2 separate regions of the Homo sapiens genome follow, and region 2 is linked to region 1. The links are chromatin contacts, found by Hi-C or POLR2A ChIA-PET in ENCODE. All regions are on one chromosome and are shown on one strand. Each heading gives the region's core, a stretch centred on a gene start or an enhancer-like site at or near the end of the contact. The rest is flanking DNA. Distances are from core to core; before and after follow the strand shown. Region 1 overlaps LINC01381 (long intergenic non-protein coding RNA 1381). Region 2 overlaps EFR3B (EFR3 homolog B).

Region 1 (6,062 bases), core at 2,529-5,028:
CTCAGGCCTATAATCCCAACACTCTGGGAGGCCGAGACAGGAATTTGAGACCAGCCTGACCAACATGGTGAAACCCCATCTCTACTAAAAATATACAAAAATTCTCTGGACATGGTGGCGCGTGCCTGTAATTCCAGCTACTCAGGAGGCGGAAGCAGGATAATCGCTTGAACCTGGGAGGCAGAGGTTGCAGTGAGCCAAGATCGCGCCATTGCACTCCAGCGTGGGCAACAGAGCGGGACTCCGTCTCAAAAAATAATAAATAAAAAGAGGGGATAAGTTGAGCTAGAAAAGGCAGGTGAAAGAAAGGAGAGAATGGTGGGCCAGGATGGCAGAAGGCAGAGATGCCGCCTAGCCTTGCCAGGACTAGCCATACCGTCTTGAGCAAATCAACGAACATTCTTTGAACTGCAGTTTCTCAACAGTCAAGCGGGGATAATTTCCCCTGCCGTATCTACCTAGCAAGGTTACTATGAGGTCCTTTTTGCCAAACTCAGGTAACATCCTCCAGGCCCTCCCTGAGCACAGTCAGCTGACAAACACACTGAAAAAGTGAACCCTCCGGGGGGTCCCTTGATCTTTTGTGGTCTCACCACTCACAGACCAGCTACTACCAAAAAGGGAAGTCTCTCCACCAGGCAGGGAGGAGACGTCACAAGGGGCTTCCCAAACATTTCCCGCTGCAAGAGGCCTGGTCTTTGGAAGTGGACCATCAGGCTCAGAAACAGGTTCCCTGGGGCAGCCAGAGGAAAATGCAATCAGACAGGAAAGGAGCAAATAACGCAGTGCCCCTGGGGTTCCCTTGGCTCTCCCAGAGAAAAACAGTCAGCCTGACTTGGGTTTCCCTCCAGTGGACCAGCTGAGGTCACTCCACAGACATCCTGGGCTCCTCCCAGGCCTCTTCTCCTTCCAGATACGTCCTGGGCTGCTTGTGTGAAAGGGTTCCAGTTCCCACACTGTCCTCTCCACCAGGGAGAAAAGCTGAAGCCATGATCCTGAAGGTGTTCAACTCAAGATGCTTTCTATTTTAACTCGAACTCTTGAGATGCCTTGTTTTCCAGAGCTCCAGGACCACCGTCCACCAGCTGTACTGCTGACCTTTGCTGTGGTTGGCTTTGCTGTCCTCTCAGCCTAAGACGCCCTTGGCCTTCTCTGTCCTGTGAACTCCCACCCCATCCTTTAAGGCAGGGAATGGTACACTTTTTCTGTAAAGGCCTAGATAGTAAATATATTAAGCTTTGTGTATAGTCTCTGTCACAACGATCCATAGAATGAGCATGGCTGTATTCCCACTACATTTTATTTACGGACATTTTAGTCTTTTTCTTCTTTTTGAGATGGGGGTCTCACTATGTTGCCCAGGCTGGTCTCAAACTCCTGGATTCAAGCGATCCTCCAGCCTTGGCCTCCTACATAGCTGGACTATACATACACACCACCATACCCAGTGTGGACACTTATAACCGGGCTCAACTGTAAATCCCTAAGATATAGATTGAAGTCCTGTAGCTGTGAATGTGACCTTATTTGGAAATAGGGTCTTTGCAGATGTAATCAGGTTAAGATGAGGTCACTGGGGTGGGCCGTAATCCAATAGAACTGGTGTCTATATAAGAGGGAGATGGGCCGAGCATAGTGGCTCACTTCTGTAGTCTCAGCTATTGGGAGTCTGATGGGGGAGGAGCCTGGGAGATGGAGGCTGCAGTGAGCCGTGATTGCACCACTGCACATCAGCCTGAGCAACAGAGCGGGAACTTGTCTCCAAAAAAATAAATAAATAGTCTGGGGCTCGGTGGCTCACGCCTGTAATCCCAGCACTTTGGGAGGCCGAGGCGGGTGGATCACGAGGTCAGGAGATCGAGACCATCCTGGCTAACATGGTGAAACCCCGTCTCCACTAAAAAAAAATACAAAAAATTAGCCGGGCTTGGTGGCAGGCGCCTGTAGTCCCAGCTACTCGGGAGGCTGAGGCAGGAGAATGGAGTGAACCCAGGAGGTGGAGCTTGCAGTGAGCCGAGATCGCGCCACTGCACTCCAGCCTGGGCGACAGAGCAAGACTCTGTCTCAAAATAAATAAATAAATAAATAAATAAATAAATAAATAAATAAATAAAAATAACAGAGGGAAATGTGGATACCCATAAAAAGGAGAACGCCATACGAGGACGCAGACACAGAGGGAAAGTGGCTGTGACCTTGATTTTGTACTTCTAAGCCTCCGGAACTGTGGGACAATAAGTTTCTGTGTTTTAAGCCACCTGGTTTCTGGTACTTTGTTATAGCAGCCCTAGGAAACTAACACCAACATTTCGATTTCAAAGTGTTCACACGTCTTCTTCTTCTTCTTCTTCTCCAGATATTATCAGCCAAGCTAGAACACAAGGCAGCCCACCAACCCAGCACAGATTTGAACAGGCAGCTGAGGAGAGAGCCTGGGATGCCAGCTCTGAAGTGTTCACCGCTAGAAGTGTTCCCTTGTCAAAGAAAGAAGCCATCCCTTGTCAGTAGATGGTCAGGAGTTCAAGACCAGCCTGGGCAACATGGTGAAACCCCGTCTTTACAAAAAAATACAAACATTAGCCAGGCGTGGTGGCCTGTGCCTGTGGTCCCAGCTGCTTGGGAGGCTGAGGTGGGAGGATCACTTGAGCCTGGGAGGTCGAGGCTGCAGTGCCACAGTGCACTTCTACCATCACTTGTCACGGCTCATTGAACCCATGTGACCCTGATCCAAGCCAGGCAACCACAGTCTCTGTCCCAGAAACTTGGTGTGAAGTCAGAGACAGAGTCAGTTGGTGCCAGTATAAGGACTGGAAGGTTATGAAGGCTGGGACATGAGACCTTTGGGGTCAGCCATGAGGGTGCCAGCTGGAAATCAGTGACCGAGGGCAAGGGAAGGAACCCGATCAACAGAAGGGCAGAGGCAGGGCATACACAGTCCCTGATGGAAGGATAGACAGAGAGAGCAGCCACCTGGGAAACCCTGCTTACGCTGATGCCCATCCTGCCTCCTACAACTGAATTCCATGAAATGCTGTCATGGTTATTCTAAGTCCCCCTTGACTTCAGCAGCTTTAGTGGGCTTCTGGGCCTTGCAGCCAAACCAGCTGCCAGGCATCCAGCCCAAAGTAGGTCCTCAAAGTATCCTGCCCATCTGCCTTTTAGGGCTGGGATTCCTTACTTTTGCCCAGGAAAGGCATCTTGGGGTGACATCTGGGAAGCAAGGATCACTCAGAAAAGAGGGAAGGAGCTGGGGCTGGGATTCCAACAATTTCACTGTGGCAGCATGTATGGTCCAGCCCTATGGCGCCTTGTTGGTTTTCTCTTCATGTGCGGAGACGAGAGATTGTAGAAAAATAAGACACAAGACTAAGAGAGAGTATGACAGACAGCTGGGCCCAGGGGGCCACTACCACCAATGTGCAGAGTCCGGTAGTGGCCCCGTATGTCTGGATGCACTGCTATTTATTGTATACAAGGCAAGGGGGCAGGATAAGGAGAGTGAGTCATGTCAAGTGATTGATAAGGTCAAGCAAGTCACGTGTCCACCGGACAGGGGGCCCCTTCCCTTTGTGGTAGCTGAAGCAGAGGGAGGACATCATGCATCAGCCTTTTTTCTATGTGCTTATCAGAGATCAAAGACTTTAATACTTTCACTATTTCTGCTACTGCTATCTTCTAAGGACTTAAGAGGGGAACCAGGTATATAGGCAGAACATGAAAGTGAACGAGTGTGACCACCGAAGCACAGCACCACAGGGAGACGTTTAAGCCTCCGGATGTCTGTGGGTAGACTGGCTGATGTCCAACCTCCCACAAGAGGCTGGTGGAGCAGGTGTTCTCTAACTCTTCCAAGGAAAGGGAAACCCCCTTTCATGGTCCGCTAAGTAACAGGTGCCTTCCCAGGAACACAAGCCCACAAGCGGCCTTTATCCGGGCGTGACAGAGGGCTCACGCTCTTTTTTTTTTTTTTTTTTTTTTGAGACGAAGTCACTCTGTCGTCCAGGCTGGAGTGCAGTGGTGCGATCTCGGCTCACTGCAAGCTCTGCCTCCCGGGTTCATGCCATTCTCCTGCCTCAGCCTCTCGAGTAGCTGGGACTACAGGCGCCCGCCACCATACCCAGCTAATTTTTTGTATTTTTAGTAGAGATGGGGTTTCCCCGTGTTAGCCAGGATGGTCTCGATCTCCTAACCTCGTGATCCGCCTGCCTTGGCCTCCCAAAGTGCTGGGATTACAGGCGTGAGCCACCATGTCCGGCCTGACAGAGGGCTCACACTCTTATCTTCTGGTCACTTCTCACAATGTTCCTTCAGCTCCTGACTGTACTGGCTGGTTATTCCTCGGTTATAATAGTAAAGCACAGATTAATACTAAAACTAATGATTGATAATATCCATATATAATCATCTCTATATCCTATTTCTAGTATAACTTTTCTTATTCTATTTTCTTTATTATACTGGAACAGTTTGTGCCTTCAGTCTCTTGCTTCGGCACCTGGGTGGCTTTCCGCCCACAGCAGCAAGAGTCATTGTTAGTAATAAGTCTTAATACTGTACCATAAGGTTGCAACTTGTTTATTTTTTTGAGACAGAGTCTCACTCTGTCTCCCAGGCTGGAGTGCGGTGGTGCAATCTTGGCTCGCTGCAGCCTCAACCTCCCAGGCTCAAGCGATCCTCCCACCTCAGCCTCCCAAGTAGCTTGGGACCACAGGCACGAGCCACAACACTCAGCTAATTTTTGTACTTTTTGTAGAGACAGGGTTTCACTATGTAGCCTAGGCTGATCTCAAACTCCTGAGCTCAACTGATCCATTTGCCTTGGCCTCCCAAAGTGCTGGGATTACAGGTGTGAGCCACCGCACCTGGCTACATCTCATTTATTGAGTACTCGTTTATATCCTCTAGTGAACACCTAATATACATATCTTAATCCTCACAACAGCCTAGGAAGGAGGCTACTAATTGTGTCAATTTTATTTGCTGAGTCTTTAAAAAGGTTGAGTTGATTATCACAGCTGGTAGAGGGCTAGGATTTAAACTCAATCTGTCTGCATTTTCTGCTTTGCCACACTGCACTCCTGCCATAATTAGGATCCATCTTCCTAGGGTTGATTCCTCCAGCTGCTGTGGCCTAAAAAATGTGAGTTAATTGGTTACAGAGTAGGGATACCATGTTTGTACTCTAATTTTTTCAAGAGCTGAGTGGTCTCAAAGTGGTCTGAGGACAGCCACCAGTAGCACTTTCTGTTGCCCTCTGTTGTTCCAAGTTCATCTCCCTAACTAGACAGCATGCTCTTTGATGGAGGGCCTCTGCTATCTTGACTTTTTTTTTTTTTAGACTGAGTCTCACTCTGTTGCCAGGCTGGAGTGCAGTGACGCGATCTTGGCTCACTGCAACCTCTGCCTCCTGGGTTCAAGCGATTCTCCTGCCTCAGCCTCCCAAGTAGCTGGGACTACAGGTGCGTGCCACGACACCCAGCTAATTTTTGTATTTTTAGTAGAGACGGGGTTTCACCATGTTGGCCAGGATGGTCTCGATCTCTTGACCTCGTGATCCACCCACCTCGGCCTCCCAAAATGCTGGGATTATAGGAGTGAGCCACCGTGCCCGGCCGATTTTTTTTACTTTATCCTGAAAACCATGTGTAACGGCCTCTGGTTGCTATTGTTTTAGTGCTGACCAGCCCCTTTCCATCCCATTTCCTTCTGGAAACAGGCTGCCCTTGGTCCTTCAGCCATAGCCCTCCAGCCTGGGCAATCAGACTACCCAATAATGAGATGGTGCCAGACTGAGCAGGACCAGTCAGAATTCTTCTCTGGAGTTGATAGAAGGCTCTGGGGAAAATTCCACCAAGGCTGTAAGCTAGGAGCATGTGAATTCAGGGATGTCAGGGGGCAAGTTTCCCCCACCTGGAGTCAGACTGTTTACAGAGGAGGCCAAGCAGAGCCAAACAAAAACAAGACAGACTTGAAGAGAGCACGAGAGAGCAAGAGCAAGAGAGGAGAGAGAGACAGTGCGAGAAGAGAGGAGAGAGAATCAAGTATTAGTTCCAGTTCCTAAG
Region 2 (6,578 bases), core at 3,256-5,755, 150 kb before region 1:
TGCACAACAGTGTGAATGGACTTCATGCCGCTGAACTGCATTTAAAAATGGCTAAAATGCCGGGCGTGGTGGCACATTGCTGTAATCCCAGCTACTCGGGAGGCCGAGGCAGGAGAATCGCTTGAACCCAGGAGGCAGAGGTTGTGGTGAGCCAAGATCGCGCCATTGCACTCCAACCTGGGCAACAAGAGCAAAACTCTGTCTCAAAAAAAAAAAAAAAAAAAAAAAAAAGACTAAAATGGGCCAGGTGCAGTGGCTTAGGCCTGTAATCTAATCCCAGCACTTTGGGAGGCTGAGATGGGCATATCACGAGGTCAGGAATTCGAGACCAGCCCGGCCAACATGGTGAAACCCCATCTCTACTAAAAATACAAAAATTAGCCAGGTGTGGTGGCGCGGCCTGTAGTCCCAGCTACTTGGGAGGCTGAGGCAGGAGAATCACTTGAACCTGGGAGGCGGAGGTTGCAGTGAGCTGAGATCACGCCATTGCACTCCAGCCTGGGTGACAGAGCGAGACTCCGTCTCAAAAAAAAAGAAAAGGCTAAAATGGCAAATTGAATATTATATATATTTTACCATAATTTTTTAAAAAAGTTTTCATACACATGTTATCAGAGTTGATCATACCCTCTGCCAATAGCATGAATCAGACCACATCGATGGCTTTGTGTTAGTCACCTTATTGATCAGGGGTGTCTGTAAAAGGAGACTTAGAAACTGGCATCTTCATATTCTTTGGATCTCTGGAAAACTCTTCCAACTCAAATTAAGAATATCATTAAAGTGCCATTTTTTTTTCAGGAAAGAAAGTTTGGATAAAATTAAGAGAATGTCTGCTACTGTGTTTTGTGAAAGTGGCTGGAGGGATGATTATCAAAATTGGAGTACCTGTTAGGGGTGGTCTGAGTTAATGGCAAATGGGCTTTTCACCTTGGAGAGGGGGTGATATAAAAAAACTAGCCACTGTCGGCCGGGCGCGGTGGCTCATGCCTGTAATCCCAGCACTTTGGGAGGCCGAGGTGGGTGGATCACGAGGTCAGGAGATCGAGACCATCATGGCTAACACAGCGAAACCCCGTCTCTACTAAAAATACAAAAAAATTAGCCGGGCATGGTGGCGGGTGCCTGTAGTCCCAGCTACTTGGGAGGCTGAGGCAGGAGAATGGTGTGAACCCGGGAGACAGAGCTTGCAGTGAGCCGAGATCGCCCCACTGCACTCCAGCCTGGGCGACACGACGAGACTCCGAATCAAAAAACAAACAAACAAACAACAACAACAACAAAAACCAAAAAACTAGCCACTGTCCTGAGTGACAAAACCGAGGTGCTGCGAGAGGCCCATATGACTGCCAATGGAGAGAACAGAGCCAGACATATTCCACAGAAGAGAATAAATGTGAATTTCAATGTTGGCTCCAACTCAGCCACAGGGGTTGGCACCTTGAATTGGAGGTTGATTTTTTTTTTTTTTTTGAAACAGTCTCACTTTGTCGCCCAGGCTGGAATGCAGTGGTGCAATCTTGGCTCACTGCAACCTCTGCCTCCTGGGTTCAAGTGATTCTCGTCCCTCAGCCTCCGGAGTAGCTCCGTGTGCCACCACGTCCAGCTAATTTCTGTTTTTTGGTAGAGACGGGGTTTCACCATGTTGGCCAGGCTGGTCTTGAACTCCTGAGCTCAAGTGATCCCCCTGCCTTAGCCTCCCAAAGTGCTGGGATTACAGGCGGGATGCACCGTGCCCAACCTGGAGTTTGATTTTTGATCGAGCTGCCTCTCACACGGGCAACGTAGATGGCCTACTCAGAAGTGAACACCAATAAGCTTTATTTACTTTTTTTTTTTCTGAGACGGAGTCTCCCTCTGTTGCCCAGGCTGGAGTGCTGTGGCGTGATCTCGGCTCACTGCAACCTCCACCTCCCAGGTTCAAGTGATTCTCCTGTGTCAGCCTCCTGAGCAGCTGGGATTACAGGCGTGCGCCACCACGCCCGGCTATTTCTTTTGTATTTTTAGTAGAGACGGGATTTCACCATGTTGGCCAGGCTAGTCTCAAACTCCTGACCTCAGGTGATCCACCCGCCTTGGCCTCCCAAAGTGCTGGGATTATAGGCGTGAGCCACCCTGCCTGGCCTACTTGTTAAAAAAAAAAAACAAAAAACTAATGCCACACCAGGGAGCCAGCCTGTGATTGTGGATGTACTGGCCCTGAAAGAAACCCACTAGAACACTAACAGTGGTTATTTCTAGGTGGAAGGATCATGGATGATTTAAATTTTCTTTTAATTTATTTTTACTTTATTTTATTTTTTTTAGTGCTCTTTGAGGAGCAGGGCCACCTTATAGGCAGTGTAAGCAATGGTTTTAATTTTCTTTTAAAACATTTTGTATTTTCTACACTTCGTGTAGTGAGTGCGTATTTTTAATTTTTAATTTTTTTCCCTATAACTTAATGCTCAGAAGTGAGCATGTATTTTTAATGGCAGAATGTAAATATAATTAAAAGTGTTCTTCATCACCAGAGGCCTTGTGGATAACTGTCTAGACTCTTCTAATTACGTTTCAGAAATGATTATGTAAGAATACATGCAAAAACAAATCTATGATAATAGAAATCAGATAGTTGGGCCAGTGGGTTGACTGGAAAGGGGGACTTTGTGAGGGGATTAGCAATGTCCTACCTCTTGTTTGGGTGATGGTTACACAAGTGTAAAAGCAGTTGTCAAAACTCAAGGTACTGAATGCTTAAATGTGTGCATCTTACTGCATGTTAATTATACTGCAGTAAAACAGTAGGAAACCCTGGAAGAGAAGAAAACATCCGTGCAAACAATCCCAGGGCTGTTTTGCAGTGCTGGCAGTGGGTATACTAGGAGACGGACGGTCAAGGGCCTGTGCCAGCCCGCACCAGGGCTCTTACCAGCAGCCTAGCACCAGTGAAAGGGCTCATTGAGAACTGCTGGTCAGGGCCGCAGGCTACTAGACAACTTACGTGCCGAGTAGCAAGCAGAGGAAGCTGACCCGGGAAGTCCATCCCATTGGCAGCTGGGAAGCTGATGGTGCCGGCAGGGCAGTGGGGGGAGGCCCATACGGCAGGGCCATCTGAGTGTAAGGCCTGCCTTTTGGGCACTGCCATTGGCGTTGCTGACTCTCAGGGGACCTTCAATGACAAAACAAAGCCTGACTCTCCTAGGCCTCCGGCACTGTCTCAGCACAATCACAGACATGGCTGAGCAGGGCTGGGTGTGAAGGATTGATTTTTCTTTTTCTTTTTTTTTTTTGAGACAAGTCTCGCTCTGTCGCCCAGGCTGGCGTGTAGTGGCGCGACCTCGGCTCACTGCAACCTCCGCCTCCCATGTTCAAGCGATTCTCCTGCCTCAGCCTCCCGAGTAGTTGGGATTATAGGTGCCCCCCAACCCGCCCCACCCACCACCCCTGGCTAATTTTTTTGTATTTTTAGTAGAGACGGGGTTTCACCATGTTGGCCAGGCTGGTTTTGAACTCCTGACCTCAAGTGATCTGCCTGCCTCAGCCTCCCGAAGTGCTGGGATTACAGGCGTGAGCCACTGTGCCTGGCCGAAGGATTGATTTTTCCATTTCCTCCTTGGGGCTTTTGTGACCTCACAGCCCACAGTAATGTCATTCTCCTAAGTACACAGAGGCTTTAATGACCTTATTATTCACCTGTTCCTTAATAATGTGCTGGCTTGTGACATCTCTGTATAAGGACCTATACTCTCTGGCTAGGAATGGTATATATTTTTTCTAATGGCACACTGAAATGGATTAATCTCAGTGTGTTCTTTGCAGGCCAGGGGTTAAGTGTGAAGACCCTGTAGTCGGACAGCCCTGGGTTTGAATCCAGCTACCCCATTTAGCAGTTAATGTGACTTTGGAAGTGTTACTTAACTGCCCTAAGCCTCATTTTCCTCATCTGTAAAATGGAGACGATAGACCCCACCTCAGTGTTGTTGGGAGGATTAAGTAAAAATGCATTCAAACCTCCTAACCGATTGTGAGAGCTTCATAGATGTTAGCTGAGGCTGATGTTAATTACAGAGCTTGTAATACATGTTTTACCATCAACCGATCCTTTTGATGACAGTGTGGCAGTAACAGGGTCACCCTCTCCAGGGGCCTGAGGGTCTGCATTGGAGGAAGGGTTCTCCACTCCTCATTTAGAGCTTTTCAGGAGCTGTCTCTTTCCAGCTGCGTTCTCACTCCATCTGCTCCTGGCTTCTTGAGATGGGCAGAATCTGCTTGAGGGACTTCCTACCTCGTGCAGGTGTTCCCAGAAGGCCCATGCGCGGTAGAGCTGCTGCATTAAGAGTGGGTCTTGGCTCTGATTGGCCTGCTGCTTACTTGGCATTTTTAGTAGGGCTCAACCTAGTACTTGTTTTGCATTTTTGCAGAATTCTGGTGCTTGCTTCTGATTCTGTTTTGCATTTCAAAAGTGTTGCTTCTGAAATTTCTCTTTGGCACCGTGACCACCCTGGCCCTGGCTCTACGTTTCGGAGGCTCTGGGCATGGCGCCTGTCTTGTGTTCTGGCACTGCGTGCATGCTGCAACAGTCTCTCTGATGATATATTTGGGCGTTCGAATGATTGATCTTGGATCTTTAGCTTTTCAGAATCTGCATCTTAAATCTGTGAGTTCGTCTGTATATTTAAAGCACTTACTCTTGATCTCAATCAGTTTGGCTCCATAAAAATAAAGCTTCCTCTGTTACTATATTTGATACTGTGTGTTCATTTAGAAAGCTGAAGGTGAGTAACCCTGCTTTTTATAGGCTGCCTGCTGACCACAATAGGAAACTGGGCATATTTTGGGAAAGGGGAAAGCATGAATGTGTTGTAAAGCCCAAATCCTGATTTCTAACACTATTGTTTTCATGTGATAGATTCTACTCGCTATGATGCAAGCTCTTTGAGAGTATGAGTTATTTATTGGAATGCTTCTTACCCCCAGAGTCCACATGTACTTAAAAAAATCGAATGCCTCGACGTGCCAAGTAGTAGGTATTCAGATGAATGAATTCCTACGAGGAGCCCAGATCACATTAAAGAAAGCTGAATACAGAAGCATTAACTTTTTTCCCTTTGCTTCCATTTATTGGGATTCCTGGAGCTTAAAAGGCTTACAAAGCACTTCCTTCCAAAAATGTAACCAATACATTACTTACACTGATAAATAACATTTTTAAAGTGAATACCAATCAAGTTATAAAATACCAACAATAAATTAACAGTAATTTTATCATCAAAGCTACCAAACACATTTTGGATTCTAAGGACACAACTGAAGCCAGGTGTCAGGACCACCTTGGCAGTTCACCCCTAGCCCAGGGTCACTGGTTCCCAAGGATCTGCACTGCTGGTGTTAGAAGCAGCCTGCATCCCTCAATTGTTCCCACCTGGCGGGGGGGGCGGGGCACACCAAGGCAGCACATCTGCCCCCATCTATTCAGAGACAAAGCAACAACAGCTTCTGTTGTTATTGTTGTTAAATAAATGATTCCTATAATATTTATTTATTTTGAGACAAGGTCTCGCTCTGTCACCCCAGTAGGAATTCAGTGGCACAGTCATAGCTCACTGCAGCCTCGAACTCCCTGGCTCAAGTGATCCTCCCTCTTCAGCCTCCCGAGCAGCTGGGACTACAGGTGCGCATCACCACACCCAGCTATTTTTTTTTTTTTTTTTTTTTTTTGGTTCAGATGAGTTCTCACTGCGTTGCCCAGGATGATCTCAAACTCCTGTGCTCAAGCGATCCTCCCACCTTGGCCTCCCAAAGTGCTGAGATTACAGGTGTCAGTCACCATGCTCAGCTGATTATATAATATTTTACAATGCTCTTGAGCCAGCAGTCATTGAAGCTGAGATTGCACCTTTCCCCCTTTCATAGTCATTATTCACTTCACACTATTTGAAATTCCAGTGTCACCTCCCCACTGACAACCTCTTGGGAAGGTCACCAGTGCAGGCCTGAGGGCTGGGCCCTGTGCCTTCACCTGCTTCTCAGTTCTCACTGCTTCTTCCTCTCTCAGCCATTTTTCTTCTGGAAATTCACCTCCCCTAAGCTGCCAGGACTCAGTGCCCCTGGGGTCCTTGTCTCCTTTTGTGATGATGGCCTCTGCTCTGGGCTGTTCCCAGCCCACCCGTGTCACACACTCACCCAGTGTGAATGGGCAGGTGCTGGGAGGCTCTTCCTGACACCCTCTGCTGTCTCCTGCCTCTGAATGTCTCCTTGGAAACCCCTCCCGCATGAAGGGAGGGAGAGCAGCAGATGTAGCCTGTGTTCCACCCACCTCATCTCTGGTCCTCTACTCTGATCACACATGTCACCACTTGGCTATGGGGCAGGTGGATGCTAGTCAGAAGCCTCTGCTTTCCTTCTGACTTCCTTTCATAACTCCTTAGCACTTCACTGCGGGCTGGAGACCAGATATCCCCCCACCTCCCCACGTCACACACTAGCCCAGTGTGACATCCCCAAGTTTGTCACACTTCCAGCTGGACACTTATAGTTCAGGGCCTTGTCTTGCTCTTCTTCCAGGATAGGGACATTCTTAGTGGCCTCCTGGGAGG

Evidence for each region. Hi-C counts contacts between places; a loop is a spot of excess contacts on that map. ChIA-PET counts read pairs that join two places held with the same protein, here RNA polymerase II (POLR2A). Pooled maps may share reads with other maps.
Region 2: a pooled map shows a loop between it and region 1 (3-fold over the local background). The contact joins two enhancer-like sites. A Hi-C loop is called at or near these places in 2 of 50 pooled maps. POLR2A ChIA-PET finds 5 or more read pairs at or near these places in 3 of 52 experiments (HEK293, OCI-LY7 and activated CD8-positive, alpha-beta memory T cell).

Annotation. Positions count from the first base shown.
Region 1 is chr2:25,206,618-25,212,679 of GRCh38, forward strand. LINC01381 (long intergenic non-protein coding RNA 1381) reads left to right here. Exons shown (of 2, transcript NR_132378.1): 2 at 2,357-2,585. Among named protein-coding and RNA genes, the nearest start is that of LINC01381, 5.3 kb to the left of the region's middle. Within about 2 kb of position 3,779, at least 6 of the 41 ENCODE cell types and tissues checked have a DNase peak (open chromatin) inside an H3K27ac peak, as active enhancers do.
Region 2 is chr2:25,059,671-25,066,248 of GRCh38, forward strand. The region is part of intron 1 of EFR3B (EFR3 homolog B); the gene reads left to right. Among named protein-coding and RNA genes, the nearest start is that of EFR3B, 21 kb to the left of the region's middle. Within about 2 kb of position 4,506, at least 3 of the 41 ENCODE cell types and tissues checked have a DNase peak (open chromatin) inside an H3K27ac peak, as active enhancers do.